Linked DNA regions of Mus musculus: all the other regions are linked to region 2. A link is a loop called in an ENCODE intact Hi-C map of the cell type or tissue named here. Cell type or tissue: heart. All regions are shown on one strand. Region 1 overlaps Ube2h (ubiquitin-conjugating enzyme E2H). Region 2 overlaps Ube2h (ubiquitin-conjugating enzyme E2H). Region 3 holds the start of Ube2h (ubiquitin-conjugating enzyme E2H).

Region 1 (8,000 bases), 47 kb before region 2:
AAAGTCTGAGGGTGGCCTGGGCCACCAGCCAGTTCGATCTGGATTATGGAGTGAGATGCTGTCTTGAAACACTTGAGGCCATGTCTGTAGTTCAGTGACAGTCATGCAAGAAGTCCTGAGCTTGATCCTTGACCTCCACAAATAAGCATAGAAGGTAAAACTTGTGTAAATCTTGTTTTTTATATGCAAAGCCATTTGCCTTTTGTTTAGTATTTATTTTCCTACTTGATAATGGCTTTGTGTCATCTCTTCCTTTTCCTGCTGCTTTCTTTTTTCCTTCTGTTTTTTGATAGAGAGTTTCACTGTAGCCTCTGCTGACCTTGAGCTCTCAGAGGTCTGCCTGTCTGCCTCATGCGTGCTTGGATTAAAGGTACATACTAAATGCTTATTTATATCATGGGTTTGCTCTGTGGCCCAGTTTGGCCTTGAACTCCTGGTCCTCCTGCTTCCCTTGAGAATGCTGGGGTTATAGGTGCGCCTTGAGTAGTGTATTAGTAACTTTCTCATTTCTATAAGTAGACCTTAATTTACTTATGGGTTGAGGGGGACTGTGGCCTATGGGGCAGGGAAGGCCTTGTGTGTAGGTAGAGGGCTCCTGTCAAGGCAGGAGTATGAGTACGACAGTTGCTTGCAGTTAAGGAACCAGGAAGCAGAGAAAGAGGCGCCAATACAGTCCCAGCTGTAACCCTCAGGTCCTTCTCTCCAGGGACCTCCTTTCTCTAGCTAGGCTTTACCTAAAAGTTTTGCAGCTTCCCCAAACTGTGCTACTAGTTAGGGATCAAACATGAGCTTGTGTGCACCTTTCTTTCCCTTCTTCACCTGGTCTTAGTTATGTATCTATTTAAAGATGACTTTGATCGGGAGGCTGAAGGAGAAGGATGAGGGAGTAAAAGGTCAAGCCTGGGCTATAGCAAGACTTCATTTCAGAACAAATGAAACCGGGAAGATAAAACAGGCACCGTGACCGCTGCCTGTACACCCTGCTCCTCGGGAGGGTTGGGACTGGGGTGCGTGGGTTTCACTTTGAACTTAGAGGTTCCACTTTGGGATACAGTGTATAGTAACTTCTTGTCCAGTCTGGGCTGTACAGTGAGTCTGTTTCTTAAGGGGACGGGTGGTAGTGGAGAGATGACTCCATTCGCTGTACTTGCCGAGTACCCACATTCCATTCCCAGCACCCATACGAGACAGTTTACAATGGCCTGTAACTTAACCTCAGGGGGGTCGGGTGCCCTTTTTTGGCTTCTGCAGGCACCTGCACACATGAGTACAAGACACAAATATTTTTTTTAAAAGCAAAGTTAATGCATTGTTACTAATATTGTTCCTGCTTTATGATCATAACATCTGAATAAGTAGCATATGTAGTTTGCCATTTTATTTTTTACTTTGTTTCATTACTAAGTAGCTCTTGCCGACATGGAACTTGCTGTGTAGATCAGGCTACCTTGAACTTGAGATTTGCCTGTCTGTGTCTTCTAGTATTGGAATTAGAAGTGTGTGCCACCATTGCCCAGTTCTTCAATGCACTTTAACCATAAGCACAGAGCAGGGACCAAGCTTTGGAAATGTTCACAGTTGATTCTTTGTTGTTTCTTGTAATAGAGTCTTATACTGTAATCTAGTGAAATTTATTTTGTAGCCCAGGCTGGCCTTAAACTTTGGCACTCCTAGTCTCAATTCCCCCAAGTGCTAGGATTACAGACATGAGACCACACCAGAGAATGCTTCCCTAAAGAAGCTGAGTGTCATAGTGAAAAGAGTCAAACAAGAAAGCATGGAAGGTGGTTGGTGGATGGATATAAGTCTGTACGTACTTGAGTGCAGGTGCGTCTGATCAACTGTGGGTTTCTGTTGGTAGACAGGCTGATCTGCTGATCTGGGACTACTACTCTGGAATCTATAGAATTCACTTCATACTTCTCTGGTGTCTCCCACCAGTCAACGAAAGGAGGACCCTTGGAAAAAAATAAGTATCTATGGAGGTTTGAAACTTCACCATGGGTTGTCAGGGGGCATCCTTCCACTTAAGGAATAAACCTAAGGCTTTGGACATGACAGGCAAGCACTGTACCACTGGAAAGATTAAGCCAGTGATGAGATGCTGTGTCCCTTTCGTTTCTAGAAATGGATCCTGGAATTAGCTAAAGTGTTGTGAAGGGCTGTTCCTGCAATGCTAGCCTGAGTCAGTGCATCACCTGCTTACCCAAGCATTTCCACAGTTTCCTGTTTAAGGCAAGCTTTTGTCCACTGTAGGACTAGTATTACAGGTGTAAGATTAAGGCAGGACAGTAGTCGCCCTTGTCTGATGGGATGCAGGCAAGGCTAAAACATCTTTTCCCTGTGTCCTGGGCAGCAGGCAAATCTGTTACTGTATATGTTAGGAGTGGGAAACTTGTGGTCCTTACCTTGTTTCAGTTTTGTTTTTCAGGGCCATCTGAAAAAGCAGGATGGATGATTCAGTAGATGAGACAAAGACCTGGCCAAGATTTTTTCAAATAATATATAAATACAAGCAGTAAATTTCTCTTTTGTCTTTGTTCTGTAGTCTTGTTTTTTTGTTTTGTTTTTAAAGAACAACAGGCATTAATTTGGTGTGGTGGTGCATACCTGTAGTTGTAGCACTTGGGATCTATAGGTTAAGTAGGATCCAGGGTTCAGTTGTGACCAGCCCTGTCACTGGGAATCCGAGTCTTCTGGTAGAACAGCCAGGCTCGTAACCATTGAGCCATCTCTCCAGGACCAAATACTGTATGTATTATAGATCTTTTAACTTTAATTTGGCTCATTATAGACCAAGTGTTTGTAATCTGGAATTCTCAGGATTGCAAGTGTTTTGGGTTCTGGACATTTCAAATGTTTACGTATTCTAGATAAGGTATTTGGGGGAAGAGGCTCAAGTTTAAACACATTTTTGTTTTATACACACTTTGTACAAAGTTTGAAGGTAATTTTACATGTGTATTTTAGTAGTTTTTTTACATGAAACTTTTTCTTTCGTTCATTCTTTTGTTTGTTTGAGAGAGGGTTTCTCTACGTAGCCCTCAGTGTCTTGGAACTCACCTCTGTAGACCGGCCTGCCTTTGAACTCAGAGCGATCTGTCTGCCTCTGTCTCTGGGATTAGTGACGTTTTCCACCATCATGTCATACTCCTTTGTAATCAGATACTGTTTAGTGCTTCTCTTTCAGGCTCTTTGCAAAGTGGTCATGCCAAGAGGAGCAGAAACATGGCTCCTCTCCATCCTGGATTCTAGGAAGCTTGAATCAGGAGGGTGAGTTAGATATTTTCCTGAAGATTATTTATATATATGGGTGTTTGGTTTGCTTCTACATCTGCACACCAGATGAACGCATCAGGTCCCATGGAGCACAGTTAGAGATGGTTGTGAGCTGCCACGGGATGCTGGGAATTAACTCAGGACCTCTGAAAGAACATTCGGTGCTCTTACCCACTAAGCCATCTCTCCAGTCTGACTGTGTCAGGTACACAGAGGAGAGAGACATATCTCAGCTCACTTAGGCAAAGGAAGCTGTTGGGAGATAGCACTCAATCTTGGTCATGGAAGGGTTTCTTGAAGGAGCACTGGAGTTGAAAAGAGAGGGCTGATCAGAAGCATAGACTGTAGACATCACAAAGGACTAGGACTTTAAGTGACTACTTGGGATTTGTAATACCCCGGGATGAGCACAAGGGGACAGCCTGTAGACATGGAGCTGGAAAATGAGTGTCATCTTGCAAGCACTCAGAGGCAGGATGTAAAACAGTAGTGTTTTGTTTTATTTTTGCCTAAAATTGTAGTGTTTAAAAATAAGAGCCATGCTCAGTGTGGTTGGGCATGCTCATAGGCTCAGCACCAAGAAGGCTGAAGTTAAAGGTGAGTGCAGCCTGGGCCAACTAGCATTAGACTCTCTTCAAACTAACTAATGTTACGGACAGCCCACTTTGTTTTAAGACAGGGTCTTGGTCTGTTGCACACAGTGACCTGGAACTGGTGATTACCCTACTTCAGACTCTGTAAAGGTGGAAATTATTGATTGGCATGTGTCCTACATCTTGCTGAGTTTTACATTTTAGTTTCAAACTTGTAAGTTTCTCCATCTGCTTTTTACCTTTTGAAGCAGTAGGGATGGTTTTTCTTTTAAGCTGATCTCAGGTTGGTAATTGGCTATCCTAGTGTGAAAATATTTATAGCCTGGTACATGGTGTGTTGAGTCTCATCCAGGCTTTTCTGTTTTAAGTGGCTCAACAGCTGAACGTCACAGGTGTTCTTTGTTGTCAAATAGGATAGGTATAGTTTTGTGTTAGGTTGGTAATTCTTAAGAATTTGTATTTTTGGAAAGTGCCTTTCATGAGGCGATTTTAACTTTAAGTAATCACTATGGTTCTTTTTCTAAAATTTGTATTATTTTATAGTATGGATGTTCTGCCTGCACGTATGTCTGTGTACCACTTGCATGCCTGCAAAAGCCCGAGGAGAGCATTAGATCCACTGGAACTGAAGTTGCAGCCGGTTGTGAACCACTGTGTGGATGCTGGGAGTCAAACTTCATCATCCCCTGTAGAGCGTTCGGTGCTATTAACCACTCAGCCATCTCTCCAGCTTCAACTGTGTTTTTAAATTTGATCTTTGTCTTTTGGCGACAGGGTCTGCAGACCAGGCTGCCTTGAACTCATTCCACTCCCGCCCTTGCCTCTTGAGAGCTGGGCTGCAGGTGTGCACTACCACACTGGGCTTGGTTTGCTATGTTTAATTGAGGAGAATCCTATGCATATAGAGTCATTTTCCTGGATCTTAGTTAGTTTAAATTTTAACTATATTTCTTAAATTAGATACTTTCCTTCATGCTATTTCTAAAATAAAGCCCTTTTATTAGTGTATATTTAATCTGTGAAGAGTTTTCTGAGGGAACCATGCTTGAAATGGAAAGTGCTGAACAGGAGGAGTGTGTACCACACCATATCCCTGCCTGGGCTGGCTTCTCAGGACCATTAGGGACATGCAGAGCCTGTCAGCCTTACTCTGTCACCTTCTCCAACTCAGCTTGTATACCCTTAAAGCACAAACGTGTATGCGTACAGTTTGACAGTTCCTGGCTAGGGCTGGTGCTCTCTGATTTACTTCTGCATTTAGCAGATGTTAATTCGTGTTTACAGGTTGGCACAGAGTGGAGCAGCTGGATAGAAGGTGACCATTCTAAAATAAACAGAACAGAACAATGTAATCTTGAGTTTGTAGGTAGCGTGTGAGACCGAACAAATGGGAATCCTGTATAGGTGGTTTGGCCATGAGTTGAGGTGTTAAGCAAGTGAACAGGATGGTCTGTGTACTGTGTAACCGTGAAGCCGCTTACCTACATTGTCAGAAATGGAGTCTATAGTAGAAGAGCGATTTTCTTTTTCTTAGTTTTTGAAATGAAGTATGGCTTGTACATCTGAAGTCAGTGTTGCAGCCTGGATAGAGTGGCTCCTCTTGGTCCTGGATTTGTTGCCTAGTTTAAGGGTTTTTGGTTTTTTTCTTTTTCTTTCTTTGTTTTGTTATTTTTGTATATGTTTGTGTTTTCTTCTTTTTTTTTTTTCATTTTTTAAAATTTCAGTTAGAAGTCAGACATAGGAAAATGTTTTTAAAGTGAGAGACTGTGGCTGGCAGGGTGCCCAGTGGGTGAGGGCTGGCTGCTGTGTCTGGTTCCCTGCATTTGACTCTCATGACCCACGTGGTAGGGGAGAAGACCTACTCTACACACTGCCCACTGGCCTCTGGCGTGTGCTCCCACACATGGGCCCTTCCATCAGAGTAAATGTGACGAAAAGTAAGAGAAAAGAGAACACAAAATTACCAACCACTTGTACATAGTCTGTTTCAAATAACTGAAAAATTTAGGACAAAAATTGGTCAAACTGTGGAAACCCAAGTGTGTCGGCTTCTGTGGTGGAGAAAGCTAAGGTCAAGATTATTCTCCTGTTTCTTCTTGACTTCTCCTTACATTGAGTATCTGCATGGAGAACTGAAATGTTTTTGAGCTACATAACCCAGCCTGGCTTTTAAACCCATGGCGGTTTTCCTATCTCGGCTTCTGAGGTGCTAGGATTATAGGAATAAGTCACTCTATCCAGATGAATTTCATACCTTTATTGGAAGATTATGCCAGTTATAATGCCCATTAAAATTTTGTTTCTAGAGTCCTGAAACAGATGTAATTATCTGCTTAGGGAAACCAACAATTACTGTCTTGCTACTGTTGTGGTCATGGGCGTAAGCAAGCAGCTCTTGAGGGTTCATGTCCACTGTTGCCTCAGTCTTCTTCCTCCTGCTCCTGTCTGCGCGCTCTGAGACCTTAGAGAGGGCTTTCCAGGGTAAGGGTATTGTCTGCCTGCCTGCCTGCAGGCACTAGCAGTGGAATGCATAGATTAAAGACTGGAGCACATCAAGAACTCTTCCTTTAACCGAAGGGAGGCAAGCCAGTGGTTTTAGTTTTATGAAATGTGTTTCTCTCATTCCTGTAAAGCTATAAAAGTTACTTTCACAACCTCAGGGAAAGACGCAGCTTCCCCTAAAGACCATGCCTTGTGGTGGTGGAGGAGGTTGGTTGTCATTATCCTGAGGCTTACACCAGTGGCAAAGGCTCTGAATGCCTCCTCTAAGCCAAGCCATGCTCTCAGTAGCATTACCCACTGACGTGGCTGTGTGTCCTATGCCAAGCATGCACTTGTTTTTTTAGTACTCTGCATGGCTTCCTTGGTCCTCAAAATGACTGTAGGAGATAACTAATGCTGTCTTACAGAGGAGAAACTCAGGCTTAGGTTAAGTAAAATTGCAGACGCTGGCAGTCAGCTTAGGCTTCCTTCGTCTGGAGCTTTGACTCTGAACTACTAAATTCTGTATCATCATACTGGTAACTCTGACCAGGTGGCAGGGTGTGGCCTACTACCAGGGGGGCCCAGAGATAAAGGTACTTTCTTTTTTTTTTTTTTTTTTTTTTTTTTGGTTTTTTGGTTTTTTGAGACAGGGTTTCTCTGTATAGCTCTGGCTGTCCTGGAACTCTGTAGACCAGGTTAGTCTTGAACTCAGAAGTCCTCTTGTCTCTGCCTTCCAAGTGCTGGGATTAAAGGCATGAGCCACCACTGCCCGCCTTAAAGTTACTTTCATAAGGCTCCTGTTAAAACCTGGGTCAGTGAGAGCTTGTGCTTTTCCACACTGTATCATGTGATATGACCTCAGAGTATATTGATGCAATATCTGATTGACAAGGATCTTTTCATTTCTGTATGGGCTGTCCTGTTCTCAGACCTGCTGTTTAAAAGTTGATCTGTGAGCTAGTATTTGCATTATAAACTCATTTTCTCCTGGCAGTAGGTGTCATACCTAGTGGATGCTTAATTGATAACTTCTTAAGCCAGTGACTCACCTGGGTTCTAAGATCTCAACTGAGTTCCAAGGAAAAAGGAAAGCAAGTGTGTGTTCCTACTAGTTTGCATGGTACACTCTTGCATGTCCTTCTTTCAGATGTTATCTCAGTGTAAGTATAAAGTCTGGGAGTGTGTGCAAAAACAGGACCAGCCAAGTCAGACTTGATTCTCCGACCACTCTCCAGGGGTCTGGAGGTAAGGCTTTTAATTTTAACTTAATTTGTAAAATGTATTGGTGTCCTTATGAGACAGCATTGGGGCTTAGATGAGACAAACAGGCCACAGGTGTTTAGAATGGTAGCTGAATTATTGGAAATAAGGGCAGTGGTGGGGTAGCTGTGGATGCTTCATGGACCAACACTGATTTGTAACAATAAAAAAATAAACAATAAAAAATTTATAAACAATAAACACTTAGGCTTTTTTTATTTTATAATGATGCTGATTGACTTAAATACTGTGTTTTCCAATCAGTTATAGGGGGTGGGCTGTTGAGGCGTGATCTCTCTGAATAGCCTTGGATGTCCTGGAACTCACTGTGTAGACCCAGATGGCCTTAAACTCAGAGATATGCCTGCCTCTGCCTCTCAAGTG
Region 2 (8,000 bases):
TTTATTTCTAGAGAATTAATTTTTTTGTTTTTGGTTTTTCGAGACAGGGTTTCTGTGTAGCCCTGGCTGTCCTGGAACTCACTTTGTAGACCAGGCTGGCCTTGAACTCAGAAATCCGCCTGCCTCTGCCATCTAGAGAATTAATTATAGTGGGTAAAATACAATTACTTTTGTAAAGATGATGTCATCAGTGTGAAGTTCTCTATCTGACATTTATTTAGTAGCTAACTGGTACTCTGAGAGAAAACAGCAGGTGGTAAAAGTGATCCGCTTGGGGTTGGGGATTTAGCTCAGTGGTAAAGTGCTTGCCTAGCAAGCCCAAGGCCCTGGGTTCGGTCCTCAGCTCCGGAAAAAAGAAAAAAAAGAAAAAAAAAAAAAAAAAAAGTGATCCGCTCTTGACTTGTAGCGTGACAATCTTCTTCCATCCCTTCCTGCTCTCGCAGACGTCAGTGATGAAAGCACTGGAAACTTAAACTGCAGACAGGGGATCTGGATTCAGTGTCAAAGAGAAATGTGATTTAAGAATTGGTGGAGGAGCCGCGCAATGGTGGCGCACACTTTTAATCCCAGCACTTGGGAGGCAGAGGCAGGTGGATTTCTGAGTTCCAGGACAGCCAGGGCTATACAGAGAAACCCTGTCTCGAAAAAACAAAACAAAACAAAACAGAACAAAAAAAAAAAGAAAAAGAAGAATTGGTGGAGGGCTGAAGAGAGATGAGGCTCACCAGTCAAGTGTGCCTGGTGCCTTTCCAGAGTTTGTTTCCCAGTTTCCACAGCAGGAGGCTCACAACCACCTGTAAGCCCAGCTCCAAGTCTGTGCTAGGTTTTTTTTACTTGTTTGTTTTGAGAGGGGAACAACTTGAACAACCCGGAGTCATCTGAGAACCTTAAGAAAATGTTTCCATGAGATTGGCCTATAGGTGTTTTGTTGTTGGTTTGGCTTCGCTTTTCAAGACAGGTTTCACTTTGAAGCTCTGGCAGTCCAGGTACTTGCTCTGTACCTCAAACTCAGAGATCTGCCTGTGTCTGCCTCCTGAGGGCTGAAATTAAAGGTGCACACCACCTCCTAGCAGGAATGATGGTTAATAGCGCTTAATTCCATCAGAGGCAGATGGATCGGATGCTTTGTTGAGGCATGTAGCTGAGTGGTAGAGCACTCCTGGATTTGACACCTTGTATTGAAAAAGACAAAACCAGGAAAGGCCTTTCTTGAGCTGTGCTGATGGACAGCACTTGTAATCCTAATGGTTGGACAGCCAGGGCAGAGAGAGTACAGGTTCCAGGTGAGTCTAATCTACATGGCGAAACACTGCTTTTAAAAAAGATGCCGGGCTGGTGAGATGGCTCAGTGGGTAAGAGCACCCGACTGCTCTTCCGAAGGTCCGGTGTTCAAATCCCAGCAACCACATGGTGGCTCACAACCATCTGTAAGAAGATCTGACTCCCTCTTCTGGAGTGTCTGAAGACAGCTACAATGTACTTACATATAATAAATAAATAAATATTAAAAAAAAAAAGAAACCCTTACTCCATTTAAAAAAAAAAAAAAAAAAAAAAGATGCCGTGCTGGAGAGATGGCTCATCAGCTAAGAGCACTGACTGCCCTTTCTGAGGACTCAGGTTCAATTCCCAGCACCCACATGGCAGCTCCCAGCTGTAAGTCCAAGATCTGATACCCTCACATAGATGGACATGTAGGCAAAACACCAATGAACATAAAGATGAGAAGGTGAGGAGGAGGGGGAATGGTGGTTTGTCCCTCAGTGTGCCTCCCAGGTGCCATGTGTTACAGATGCTCAGCTGTTTGTAGAAGTTTGAGTTTAGTAGATACACTGAGAGGTTTGTGTGTTCATCTTTATGACTGGTTGGGCAACAACTATTTGAAGAGGCCCAGAGGCTCAGTGTTGTGTCTGTGTATGTGTAGACTCATAACTTCATACCTGGTATCATTCTGCATCTTGTAGGTAGAGGCTAAGTAGAACAGGTTCTTCTCAGCATGAGAGGAATGCCGCCTGTTCTACAGAAGAGAGGAATTGCGCGCTTAGTTTCAGGCTTGCCGGCTTTGACAGGACTTAGCTAGCTAGCTCCATGACCAGCCCCCCTTATGGACTTGTAACTCTTCAGAAAGCAACTATTTCAGGCAAGTGGAAAAGTTGTTCTTCAGTAGAAGAGTTTAGTGGATTGGGTATGTCATGTTCACTGGTCAGCATTAGACCATGTAGTAACCCAGGCTTTGTGGATTATGCATCCCAATCCAGCCAGTATAGGACCCATGAAGCTGACCTGCTTTATTGGGGCTATAGATACAGGGTTCACTTTAGTTCTTAAATAAGACGAGGAGCTCTGATTATTTTTATTTAAATCTTTATTCATTATTATATGTTAGTACACTGTAGCTGTCTTCAGACACACCAAAAGAGGGCATCAGATCTCATTACGGGTGGTTGTGAGCCACCATATGGTTGCTGGGATTTGAACTCAGGACTTTCAGAAGAACAGTCAGTGCTCTTAACCACCTAGTCATCTCTCCAGCCCCTGATTTGGTTTTTAATCTGTGTTTATGATAATAGGCAAAATTTATCTTATAGATAGATTTCTTTTTTGTGTTTGTCAATACTGGGTTTTTCTGTGTAGCATTAGCTGTCCTGGAACTCAACCTGTAGACCAGGCTGTCCTTGAATTCACAGTGCTAGGATAAAGGGCCTGTCTAGTGCTGGGATTAAGGGTTTACACCATCACAACCTATGGGTTCTTAGCTTATAATTGCACGTAGTTATCTTTTTTGGGAAGCAGGGGGGGGTCGTGGTAGATTAGAGATAGGGGTTCTCTGTATAGCCATGACTGTCCTGGAACTCACCTTGTAGAATAGACTCGCCTTGAACTCAGAGATCTTCTGCCTCTGCCACCCCCACCCCAGTACTGGGAATAAAGATAACTGGCTCTTTTTTCTTACATTAACACCAACTATTATTGCCTGGTAGTTCAAAGTTCTAATAAAAGCTTTAGTGTAACTATTGTGTATACCACACTGACTGGCTGATTAAAGATTAACTGCCTTCATTTCAGGAAGGTTGGTAACGAATCCTAGCATAAGATAAGCAAGGTTGTGTCAGGTTTGAACTACAATGACCTCTAAAAAACACCCCAATAAGGTGAGAAGTGTTCTGAGGTGATGAGCAGTGTCTTTGAGAGCTGCTCATCTGAGATATACAGAAGTATGCATTGTTTCAGGTCATTTTCAGGTTAAATACATTGGGAAGGGACTACAACTAAGCAGTTAATGGGGATTTTTTTTCCCATTTTTAAAAGATTTGTTTGTTTGTCTTATGAGTGTGCTGTCACTGTCTTTAGACACACCAGAAGAGGGCTTTGGACCCGTTACAGATGGTTGTGAACCACCGTGTGGTATCTGGGATTTGAACTCAGAACCTCTGGAAGAGCAGTCAGCGCTCTTAACCACTGAGCCATCTCTCCAGCCCAGGAAAATAACTTTATATGTGGGTTTAGATGACTTTGTTTTATATGGATGGATGTCTTGCCTACATGTATGTCTTTGCACCACGTTTGACTGGCATCCTCAGAGGGCAGGAGAAGATATCAGATCCTTGGGGAACTAGAGTTACAGACAGTTGTGAGTCATCATGTGAGTGTTTGGAATTGAATCCAGTTCTTTGAGAAGAGCAACCAGTGCTCTTAGTCATTGAGCCATCCCTCTAGCCCTATTTTATTTTATCTTGAGACACAGGCTTACTATGTAGCCTTGGCTGGCCTAGAGTTCACTTCATAGACCAGACTGGACTCAAACTCAAAGACATCTGCCTGCCTCTGCCTTCCAAGTACTAAAACTAAAGGCATATACTACCATTCCCACCTAGAGTGCTTTTAAAATGGTCCATGTACTGGAGATGTTTCTCAGTGGTAAAGCATTTAACCTACCATATGTAAAAGTCCTGGGTTCACGCTCTGATATCACAGTAAGTATGTAAGTAATTAACTTGCACGAAATGTGATACAATGGTTCTTAGGTCAGACTGGTGACCTGGTGGTCTGGCAGTTAGCAGGACTTTAGTGTTCCTCAGGTCTTAGGATACTACAGCCTTACTGTTGTCTTTCCCCTCAAAGAACAAAATTACTTTCTTTAAGCTTAAAATACTGAAAAGCAAAAATACTACCAATAAGTGGAATTCAAGGTCAGTGGTGACTGATCCATTAACCTCCTGGATGTGCCATGTGGGGTCTTTCTTTCTTGATCCAACAGCATTTATTTTAGAGAAAGTTACTTTTAATCTCAAACTTTTTAAAGATGGTCTACCTGTCTGAGGCTATTCCTCATTAGCTTTACTGAAGTGTTATTTCTGAGGATGCCGGCTGCCTGTTATAGCCCCTTATCATGTTTTTCTCGCCCATAACTGGGTAAGTTACTCGCAGTGTAGCCTCTCTGGTTGCTGAGGTACGTAGGTATTGTGGTTGGAGTGTGAAGTGTCTCCGACAGGCTCATGTGTTGGACAGTCGGTCCCCAGTGGGTAGTGCTATTTTGGGAGGTGTAGAAACTTTAGGAGGTGGCTCTAGCTAGAGGAAGTAGGTCACTAGAGGCATGCCTTTAAAGTTACAGCCACTCCCTGGTCTCCTGCTTGCTCTCCACTTCTGGCCAACAAGGAAGGCGCCTCCTCTGCATGCTCTCATTGCCACTGCTCCATCCAACCATGTGCTGAAACCATGGGCCAGTAAGGCTTGCCTTCTTTAGGTTGACATCTGAGTTTTGGACATATTCTTGAATGCCAGGATAGCCAGGTCTACACAGTGGGGGTCCCTGGCTCCCCTACCCCCCCCCAAAAAAAAAGAAAGAAAAAGAAAAAAGGAGTAATGAAGCATTTCATTTGTTTGTAGATTCTCACTGTAGTTTTTCACTGCTCATGTACTGTAAGCAGGAGAAGAAAATGTGTAAACACGTTCCAGATCTTCTGTTGTTCCCCAGGAGCTGGAAAAGGATTTTAAACATCTATTAATTAGTCTGAAATTATAAAAAAGAAAAGAGGAAAGAAAGAGAGAGAGAGAGAGAGAGAGAGAGAAGAAGGAAGGAAGGGAGGGAGGGAGGGAAGGAAAGGAAAGGAAAGGAAAGGAAAGGAAAGGAAAGGAAAGGAAAGGAAAGGAAAGGAAAGGAAAGGAAAGGAAAGGAAAGGAAAGGAAATAAGGGCGTCTTTAATTATTTATGCAGTTTCAATCTCCTTTTTTCTTTATCTGTTTTTGGCTTTTCAAGACAAGGTTTCTCTGTAGCCCTGGCTGTCCTGGAACTCACTCTGTAAGGAGGGCTGCCTCTGCCTTTAATGCCCCTGGGATTAAAGGCATGGACCACCATCACCACCCAGCTGTTTTCTCTGTCTGTCTGTCTGTCTGTCTTGAGATGAGGTCTCGAAGTGTATTGGGATTTTTGCCTGTGCCACCATGCCCTCCTCTGTTCCAGTCCTTAGAACGCCCCCAGGACGCCTGCCCTGGCTCCCTACAGTCAGTACTTAGCCTGGCCGAGCACTGCAGTAAAGTCTCATGGTTGACTTTATTCTGGAAACAGTAGAAACTCCTGATTTGCTTGTGAATTGATGGTAGGATTTTGGAAATTCAGTGGCTGATTTTTTTTCCCTTAGTAGTCAAGGATATGAATAATGTGATTAAAATCCTAAAATGACTACAGTTTACATAGCCATAATTTGAATTACAATGGCCAGAATCCCAGGAAAGCTCTGTGTAAGTCATAGAAGAAATCATGGGTTCTAGACCACAGGAATTGACACCCTGTGATGACACCTTGGGTTCATCTTTTTCTCTAAGTGTGAGCAAGATTTTTTTTTTTTTTACTTCCTCTTCTTTGAGCCTGCTCCTTACTGAATTATGGAACAAAGGGGAACAGTGATGTGGCTGTTGACTGCCCAGGGTAGAACAGAACACAGAGACGTATATACTCCTCTGTCCTGTCCTGTTTGTGTTAAGAGACCAAGTCCAGGGCCTTGGGCTCGCCAAGCATATGCTGTAGAGCTGGAACTTGATCCTGAAGAGAAGTGACTGACTGTCTTTTTCCTGGTTGTCAGGGTGAGAATTTGGAGTCCTGCATGCCCTTTAAGGTCCACCTTGACAGAGATGAGACCTGGCAGAGGCATTTTTCTCAAGGCAGTTGAGGAAAAAAGCCTAATCAAACTCTGCATCTCTGAGTTCCAGGACAGCCAGGGCTACATAGTCTACACAGGGCTACACCCTGCCTCGAAAACAAAAGAAACAGAAAACTCCTTTCTGAGGACTGGGCTCTTACTTTTTATTTCTTATAGCCAAAGCAGCTTATAAAAGAAAGCATTTAATTGGGACTTGCTCCAGTTTCTGAGGATGAGTCCATTCCTCTCATGGTAGTAGGCGTGGCCTGGAACCACAGTGTGGAGCTTACTGAGCCACTGACTCCTCCCCTCGCCTCTATGCAGGTGGTAGGCAGGCAGAGAGGGAGGCAAGCCCTCCTCCAGACACACCTTCTAATGCTTCCTAAACTGCCCACCGCTAGGAACCATAGTCATTCCAACCACCAGCGGCCAAGGACAAGGGTGCTCAGTGAAACCCTTCCTTCTTCAGAAGGGAATGGATTTTCACAAAACTAATTTTATGCATGTCAAATCTAATAAAACTAGAAATATGAAGGAACTATATCAAAGATTTTATAGTTATCAGCATATCTATTGCTTTAATATTATAAGACAGTGGGCTTCCAGAGTGTATATACAAAGCTAATTCTTTGGGGGAGATAGGTGAAACAAAGTCTTACTTTGTAGCCTTGACTTGTTTGGAACTCAACTATATAGACCAGGCTGACCTCAAACTCTGCTTCTGAACGCTGGGATTGTGCTACCACATGTGGCTTGCAAGCTAATGCTTACATTACAAATACTCTGAAATCACAGTAAGTTTGTTTGGTGCACGCACAGCCGGAGGATGGACAGTAGGACAAACTGGGGGTGGGCGGCGGGTCCTGAGAGTGTAGACAGGGCTCTTGGGAGGTCAGACTACAACCTCAGATGCTGTTTCTCAGATACCTTGAACTGTTTGTTTGAGACAGGGCTTCTCAGTGGTATAGAATATCACCAATTGGCAAAGCTAGTTGTCTGTCAAGCTCCAGGGACCTGCCCAGCTCTGCAGTTATCTCCCCAGCACTGGGATGACAAGTGTGTGCCCCTGGCTTTTTCATGAATTCTGAGGATTCAAACTCCCAGGTCTTAATGCTTAAGAGGCAAGCATCCCCCTTACTGAGCCAGCCTTCACAATAATTCTGAAAAGCAAAGAATTTGCAAGTAAAAGTCCCTGTAATGATGGCTAATTGTGGTTTCAAATTCCTAGAGGTCCCACTGCCTCCGGGCCAGAGCCAGGAGCTCTGGTGCCCAGAAGCTGATGATCTGCACCCGGGACTGCTGTGCACTCCCCATTACAGGTGTGCCTCAGCACGTCTGTAACAGTGGGTCAGCAGTGATGAAACCGGAAGGAAGAACCAATGTTCAAGGGTTCTTTTATTGTTTGAAGCAAGCACATTGACAGAGGTACTTAAAAGTAGTAGAAAAGTTTATTAGATCTTTTTCTAGAATACGAGCACTCCCCTGGTTATGTAATAGGCAGTCTACAGTGTTTCTCTAGCCCCAAAGCCCTTCTGAGTGTCAGAGAACAAAACCTATACTTTATTTTTAAAAGGTTTTTGTTGTTGTTGGGTGGGAACAGTCAGTAGTAATCTTTGTCAGCAGCACCTGTCATAAACCACATGAGCAGCGTGAGCTGTTTCCTCCCTGGGGACTTGACAAGAAGCAAAAAGTAGCCGCAGAGTCAGTGTGGACCTTTTAGTGTTTAATGCCCACTCTGCTAGAAAGGGAAGCTGCAGAGAGACAGCCTGTCCCTGGGCACAGCATGGTAAATAAGCTCAGCAATAGGTAACCTCTGTAGGCCTCTGGGTTTTTGAGGTTTTTGGTTTTTTTTTTTTTTTTAAG
Region 3 (8,000 bases), 70 kb before region 2:
GTAATCATACTGCCATTATTTACTACCGTCGTTTATGTTGATGGTAACGACACTGGCAGTTGATCGATGAAGTGTGTGAGGAGGTTGGGGGAGGGGGCGGAGGGAATGCACGATGGCAGGAGAAAGAGGAACTACATCTCCCAGAACTCCCCTGACAAGCTTACACCGCGACGACGATGCTCCTCCCCTCCCACCGGCGCCCCGCCCCTCAGATGACGTCACAGAGGTGACATCACGGCGCCTAGAGCGAGGCTAGGGTAGAGAGGCCGACCGAGCTGGAGTCGTCGGCTTGTGGAGGAAGCAGCTGGGAGCTGGCGAGAGCGTGAGCGAGCGGGCGGGCAGGCGAACGAGCTAGCGCAGGCGGGAGGGAGCGGCGCACGGCGCGGAGCAGCGGCAGCCCGGGCCGCGGCGGAGCCTCAGTCGGAGGGCAGCCCGAGCGGGCGCCTCGGTCCCCGCCCCCACTCGGCGGGGCAGTGCCCGGTGTTCCCCCGTGCGGGGGGCGGCGGCTGAGCGGACCCCACGGGACCGCGCGGGTGTTGCCACCTCGGCCGAGGAGCCGGCGAGGCCGCGGGGCCCTGCGAGCTGGGCCCGGAGCCCGTGACAGACGGGCCAAGGAGGGGAGAGAGGCGGCGGCGGCGCAGGCGACGGGGAGGCAGCGGCAGCGGCGACACCATGTCATCCCCCAGTCCCGGCAAGAGGCGGATGGACACGGACGTAGTCAAGCTGTATCCTTCATGGAGGGGAATTCGGACTGCGTGTGGGGCGGGTGGGGGTGCCCACTCGAGGGCTCCGGGGCACTCCAGGCCACTGGCCGCGCCTCCCCTCCCTCCCCCAGTGCCTACGGCGGCCCCTTGGCACCTCCCCGGAGCCGAGGGCTTTTTCAGTCCCCCTTTATCTGCAGCCCCCCGAGATGTGCGTTGTTCTTCGCCTTCCTTGCACTCCCCCCCCACCCCCAGCCCCTGACTTTCCCTCTACGACGTTTGGATTCCTAAGACGGCCCTTTCTTAGGGGTGTGTGTGGGGGTATAACTAGACGCCTCCTTCGTCACCGGGAGCTCATCTTCAGGGTCTTTGCTTCCTGTTTGCTAGCTTTGGGTTTATGGGTTCATTATAGAAATTCCTGAGAGGGAAGCCTTTCTCTCTCTCTCTCTTTCTCTCTCTCTCGGGTGTCCCTGTTCCTTCCAGTCACAGTGCTGCTTAAACTGGGGTAACTCAAGCAACCTTCTTTATCCCTAATTCCTTTCTATATTAGGAAGAGAGTAGCCTGCCCAGGGCCCCCTCTTGTAATAAAGAGCTCCGTGTGTTTTAAATCAGACACTCCTGTTAAGCCTTCTGGTCTGGAGAACCTTCCTGTTTTTCTTTCTACTCACAAAGCCTATCCCACTCATAGTGCATGCAGTGAGGACCCCCAGGCCCTCTTAGCAGGCAGGCCACCCTCCATATTGTGGAACTGACAGCTGGGACGAAGGAGAGAAAGGAGCTCCCCGAACAAAATAGCCACTTGAGCAAAACTCCCTCTGAGGATATGGTTCTTGGGGACTGCTTGCCCTGATCTGGGCCAAGTGACACCTTTTATTTTCTACCCCTTCCCCCAGCTTTATATACACCCGAGGTTGCAGTGGGAGAGCTGTAACTGATAAGAGTCCTCCAGGCAGTGGTTTTGGTTGGAATCCAGGCTGATTTTTTTTTGCATGACCAGTAGAGAAATTCGCGAAGGTTCCTAAGGCAAATCGAGCATTTAAAAAAATGTTTTTATTTTTTGAGGGTGGGGGTGAGAGCCCAGTGTTGTAAATAGCTGATCCCCAGGGAGAGGGTGAGGGGGGGCGGTAGTGTGTGAAAGGCTGTTAACAAGTCTTGTCTCCTGTTTCTCTTTTCTGCCTCGCCCCCATCCCCCAACCATTTCCCCCGTTGCAGGATTTTGTTTATATAACTCAAGTTGTTTGTCTAGATTCTTCAGGTAATTCCTTCTCTTACTTGTTGCTGTTTTTTATTTTTTTATTTTTCCTAAACATCAGTGGTGGTTGTCAAAAACTCAGTTATGGAATTTGCTGAAGTTTTTAAAAGTAGTTTTTGCTTAGGATTTTAACTTGGGGGATGGGAGGAAAGTTGCCTAGGCAAGAGTTTTCTTTTTCATTTTCTTTCTTTTTTTTTTTTTTTTTGTGACATCTTTTCAAGAATAAGAAGGTATTTTTTCTCTTTGCCCAGGGGAGAGCTGGCTAGAAATTAAGAATAGTGGTTAGACTCGCAAGTTTTAGGGTTTGAAATCTAGAATTTGGGGGAAGGGCAGTAGTAGGAAGGACTAGAGTGAAGCCAGTAAGAAAGAGTATTACGCTAGATACACACCTAGGCAAATGTGACATCTACTCTTTTATGGGCTGTTTGTGGCTGTGATTGTTTTGTAAATGCATGAATGATACCGGAATGCTGGCTTTTCATACCGCAGGAAAACTTGTAACCATGGCTCTGTACATTCTACACAAAGCAGTTGGGGGGGTATTTTTGTTTAGAAACTAGGAAATGACATGGTGCTAGACTTAGGAGTTTTTTTTGTCTTGAATTGAGAGTTTGAGAGTTACCATCACACCTAATGCAAATTTCACCCTAATGTATAATTGGGATGGAGTGGGGGAGAGAATTCCAGCTGTTTTTGATCGATGTCAGATCCTCAAATTACGTTCATATATAGATTTCTGAAAGATTGAGGATAAAGAGTGAGGCCTAACTTGACCTGATGCCTTTTCCATACAGTGCCTTTTGTTCACGTAGTAGTTGTGGCATCTAGAATGATTACCGCATTTAGGAGTCCGGGTGTGTGGGGGGGTGACTAGTGGGGGGGGGCAGCGAGGGAGAGGGAAACAAAGAACAGCGGGGTGTCTCTCTTCCCCCTCTCCCTAAGTGGCTTATTTCATAGCTTATTTTTAGTAGAAGATGAAGAAAGGCAAAGATGCACTGGCTTCTGTTCTTTCCCCACCTCCCTTGCTGACAAAGAAAGCAGGGCTCTTTAAAACTGTAGATTTCTGAGATAAGAGGATAACAGTTTTGATTTGAAAGCTAGAGGCTATCTCTACTTCAAGTTTATTTTCTGGTTTAATGTAGTTTGGGAGTGAAAATTTTTCGGATTTCCTTTTGTGTGTGCATGTTTGTGTGTATTGTGGAGGTGAGAGATTTTATGGTCTCCTTTCTCAGTTGAATTCACATCAGTAGGCCCAAGTGGAGTTTACAATTTTGGGGAAAGGTATACTTAGTGAAAAATTTAAGAGTGAATTCTTCAGTCTGCTGGTAAGATGGGTACAATCACCTGTCAGTGCTGAGGATTAAAAATGAAAGATGGTGGTAAGGAAGTAGAAAGAAAAGGTCTGAAGGAATGTCTGGTACTTGTCGTCGTCCCTCCGTGGTTTCTTTGGTAGAGGCTGATAGCCAGTTTCATCAATGTCTCCTGTTTCAGCCCATTTTTGGCTGTCTTCTGGGCATAATTACACTACAAGGATTTATAGCTTGGCAGCAACCTATATGGTAGGAAAGTAGCGGTGTGGGGGTAGGGAGAGAAGAGGGTGTGTTACTAATTGGTCACTGCTTTCCTGCACCTTGCCAGACACGGTCTCTTTCAGAGCCAGTGGTATTTCTTTTGTGACGGGTTGGTAGGATAGCCGACTCCCAAGTTATGCAGGGAGTGAGTGTTTTGCACCAATGCACTTAATCTGCTGGGCGATTATACTCTGAAACTCTGACTCATTCATTGTTTCTCTTCTGATCCTCAGCTGAGGGTTGTGCAAACCTCCACAGGAGCCTAGAAACTGATTTACATGACTTTCGGGTGCTGCGGGATAAAAACCACTTGTCTTTAGCCTAGGTTCTGTAAAATGATCTTGGATAGTGCAGCCATTTGCTTGCCAGAGCCAGGTAGATTGCTAGCCTTGAGAGCCACACAGGACTAGCCACCTTTGAGGTTTCCATCGGCAACCACTGATTATTTAGATTGTCTGAGAACTGGGACTCTGGTGACCTTAAGCGTGATTTGCCCTAAAGGAATATTGGTTGAAGTTGTCCCTGGTGGAGGAACAAACAGCTCAGGTTACATGGGTTTCCTTGTTGGTGGGGGTGACTGTCTCGCCCTGTTGCACAGCTCTGGTGAGCCTTTTATCTGTGAACCAGTGCCCCTGCTGAAGGCTAGAGCTGCTTGTTTTGGAAAAGCGTATGCAGGCAAAAGGCCGCAGGCACAGCTCCTTGCAGCTCATTGGCTGCTCTGTTACTACCCGGAAAAGGAGGAGGGGTGGAGCTACCAAACAGCTGATGGGAGTGTGTGACAAGAGTGTGTTTACATACAAAGGAGGTGGGGGCTGGGGATGCCTTGAGCTGCTGACAGAACCAAGGGTATTTTCAAGGGGTAAAAAAAGGAAAACCTGTACTCAGACTCAAGAAATGTTCAAAAAATTAAACTAGAAAACTGAATCTTATCATAATGGGGACTTGGCACACCTCTCGTTGCTGTAATACTTGGAAATTTCGAATACTATGACTTTTCAAAGACTGTCTTTTCCAGGAGATCTCAGTAACAAAACAGGATATGACGTTTTAAATGTCCTTAAGTGACTTATAGTTAATAGTGACTTAAACCTGTAGTGGGAATGGACCCCCAGAGCTCTAAGCTTGCTAGAATTTAAAGAAAAGCTGGTGTTTGCTGTAAGGGCTTCAGAAATTTTCTGGAACAAGTTCAAACCTCTAAATATTTGTGCACCCTCTTTGTGTCAGGCACAGTGTGTCAATGTGGAGGGGTTAGTGAGAAGTTCAAAGTGGTGGACGTAGTACTTGTGGAATTAGTTTTTGTTTGTTTGTTTATCGAGACAGGGTTTCTCTGTGTTGCCCTGGCTGTCCTGGAACTCACTTTGTAGACCAGGCTGGGCTCGAACTCAGAAATCCATCTGCTTCTGCCTCTGCCTCCCAAGTGCTGGGATTAAAGGTGTGCACCACCACCGCCCGGAGTGGAATTAGTTTTTGAATTGTTTCTTTAAATCAGAATGTGGGATCAGCATTGTGTGTTACACCTTGCTTTTTTGAATACTTAGTATTTTCAAGATTGAATCCCCCCCCACACACACACCTTTTTGCCAGCTGTGGTGTCTCACACCTTTAGTATCATTAATTGGAAGGCAAAGGCAGATGGATCTCATGGCCTGGGCTACATAGAGACCCTGTCTCAAACAACAAAACCTGATTTTTTTTTTTTTAATGAAAGTTAAAAAGTAATTTTATGTGATGAGGATATATATGGGCATCCAAATGCCTTTATTTTTTATTTTTTTTTTTAAAACATTAAAACAAAAGCATTGAAATGTGAAACCATTTATCTCAGACTTTAGCTTTGGCGTGTTTGCTGTTAATCAGCAGTTATCCCTAAGTTATTCATTGTTTAATTTGTGTTCAAAGTGTAGGCAGTCTTTTAACCAGCCCCTGTCCATTGGCAACCTGTGGTTGACCCCTTATTTCCTGTGGCTTCTCTCTTGAGTTGGTGAGGTGAAAGAATAAGTTTATGGTCTCAAAGCTAAAACTTGAAAACTTGGCAACTCCCAGTGTTTTGAGTTTGTCTTCCCTGCATAGATTTTGGTGACACAGGGATGATTATAGCACTTATTTTGGTAAACCAAGAACCTCTGTGAGTTTTGCAGTGAAGTTGTAAAATATAAACAAGCTTACAAATTCAGCTTATATGAAGGAAAAATCTTGTGTAGGTGTAAGAGACCCTTTCTCTCTGGGTATGCAGTAAGGCGACCTGGTTTGTTAGTTTGGGTAGTGTTGTGACTTTCCCAGCACTCTGACTGGTATTTACACACACATGCAGTTGGGATCTCATTTTATGCTTCCAAGAACCATTGAATTTCTTTAGACATGTAATTCAGATCCTATAATGCTTACAGTGTAGTAGCTTTTTACCTGGAGACCTAGAGAATCTGTGTTTTAATGAAACACTTTAATGAAAGACATAGTAGGGTTTTGAAAGTATTATAATAAAGTAATTGGGGAAAATATAGGTTACAAAAAGGGAAAGAAAACAGCCACTCATAATCTTATCCTTTAAATAATAGTTTTCAAACTTGAGTGTGATCTTACTTGCTTGGAGGGTTTGTGAAAACTGGTTCTGGATCCCACCGTGGACTTCCTGTTTCAGGAGGTCTAGAGTGGGGTCTGGGAGTGAGAGACTGTGGAAGACGTCATCCTCAAACCCTAGCCTGTGGCTGTCTCTCCGAGGCATGTATTCTTGCCAGGAGTTCTTGTTTCCGACGTCATGACCATGTTCTATGTACCTGCTCTGTAACTGCTTTTCCCTGTTAAAAATACTGGAAATAAGCTGGGCAGTGGTGGCACACGCCTTTAATTCCAGCACTCGGGAGGCAGAGGCAGAGGCAGGCAGATTTCTGAGGCCAGCCTGGACTACAGAGTCAGTTCTAGGACAGCCAGGGCTACACAGAGAAACCCTTTCTCGAAAAAACAAACAAACAAATCATGGAAATAGGGCTGGAGAGATGACTCAGTGGGTAAGCATTGACAGGAGTTCAATTCCCAGCAACCACATGGTGGCACATAACCATCTGTCATGGGATCTGATGCCCTCTTCTGGTGTGTCTGAAGGCAGCAACAGTTTATATATATTTATATCCATCCATCCACCATCCACCCAGGGACAGAAATCAGACCAAAGGCTGAGAAGAAGGAAGAACTATAAATTGATAAAAGAAATTTTTGCCACCTAGGCAATGGAAGCAGGAAGATGAGGAGTTCAAGACTAAACTGAACTGTGTGAGATAGAGGCAGCAGAAGCTCTACTAGGAGTCCATCCTAAGCTATACAGCAAGATTATGTGTGAAAAGACCAAAGGCTATAGAGATGGCTTAGTGATTAAAAGCACTTGAAGCTTTTGTGGAGGTCTGGGATCTATTCTAAGTACCTACATGGTGTTTCACAGTCACCCATAACTCCCATTCCAGGAGATCTTAAAGTCTTGTTGATTTCAGTGTGTGTTGGGGCGGGGATGGAGTGGGGTAGTAGCATGTATGTAGCACGCGCGCGCACACACACACACACACACACACACACACACGCACAGCACACGCACACACACGCACACACATACACACGCAGATTTGTACATATAAAAAGTGTTTTTTGTTTTCCAAATGGTGGAAAGAGAGAACTCAAAAAAGCTATCTTTTGACCTACACACACATATACACAGAAATAAATTTGGGAGTGGGGGGTTGTGTCTCACTGTTTAGCCCTAGCTACCTTAGAACAGGCTGGCCTCAAATTCACCCTAACCCTAATCCTAATCCTAAGTGCTGAGATAAAAGGTATGCACCCCACACCCCAATACAGGGTCTCCTTATGTAGCCCTGGCTGTTCTGGAACACAATCTGTAGACCAGGCTGGCCTTGAGACCTGAAGGCCTCTGCCTTTCGTTGCTAGGATTAAAGGTTTGTGTCACCAAGCCCAGCTGAAAAGTAGGTTTTAAAAATCAGTGGCATTGCTGGGCGTGGTGGGGCACACCTTTAATCCCAGCACTCGGGAGGCAGAGGCAGGTGGATTTCTGAGTTCAAGCCCAGCCTGGTCTACAAAGTGAGTTCCAGGATAGACAGGGCTATACAGAGAAACCCTGTCTCAAAAAACCTCAATGGCACAAATCACTTCACAGCATCTGAGTTGAGGCTAGCTTGGTCTGCATAAGAAGTTTTGGCTACCCAGAGGTACATTGTGACAAACCAACAAAAAAGGACAACTATGGGTGAGATAATACAGTCACTACTCATTATCTTCTACTACTTCCTTTTAGATTCTTTTTGGAACTTTTTTGTTTGTTGTTTTGTTTTTTTGAGACAGGGTTTCTTTGTGTAGCCCTGGCTATCCTGGAACTCACTTTGTAGACCAGGCTGGGCTTGAACTCAGAAATCCACCTGCCTCTGCCTCCCGAGTGCTGGGATTAAAGGTGTGTGCCACCAGTGCCCAGCTTTC

Evidence for each region. Peaks named below come from ENCODE experiments on the same cell type or tissue, not always from the same donor. Only the 100,000 strongest peaks of a DNase experiment are listed, where the experiment ranks them.
Region 1: a loop joins it to region 2, with 2.0 times the contacts of the local background. A loop is called at or near these places in 6 of 42 quality-filtered maps.
Region 3: it touches region 2 in a loop (2.2-fold over the local background); 2 of 42 quality-filtered maps call a loop at or near these places.

The regions. Positions count from the first base shown.
Region 1 is chr6:30,274,263-30,282,262 of GRCm38, reverse strand. All of the region lies in intron 1 of Ube2h (ubiquitin-conjugating enzyme E2H), which reads left to right. Among named protein-coding and RNA genes, the nearest start is that of Ube2h, 26 kb to the left of the region's middle. In heart, a CTCF peak has its summit at 3,687; no DNase peak of the experiment used is centred here; H3K27ac peaks cover 333 bases.
Region 2 is chr6:30,226,996-30,234,995 of GRCm38, reverse strand. The region is part of intron 5 of Ube2h (ubiquitin-conjugating enzyme E2H); the gene reads left to right. Among named protein-coding and RNA genes, the nearest start is that of Gm31221, 53 kb to the right of the region's middle. In heart, no CTCF peak of the experiment used is centred here; a DNase peak (open chromatin) is centred at 4,545; H3K27ac peaks cover 1,087 bases.
Region 3 is chr6:30,296,777-30,304,776 of GRCm38, reverse strand. It overlaps Ube2h (ubiquitin-conjugating enzyme E2H), which reads left to right and starts at 238. Exons shown (of 7, transcript NM_009459.3): 1 at 238-725. The coding sequence starts at 673. It overlaps 1700095J07Rik (RIKEN cDNA 1700095J07 gene), which reads right to left and starts at 162. Exons shown (of 2, transcript NR_166056.1): 1 at 1-162. In heart, a CTCF peak has its summit at 4,124; DNase peaks (open chromatin) are centred at 216, 1,526, 1,816 and 4,216; H3K4me3 peaks cover 4,681 bases; H3K27ac peaks cover 4,285 bases.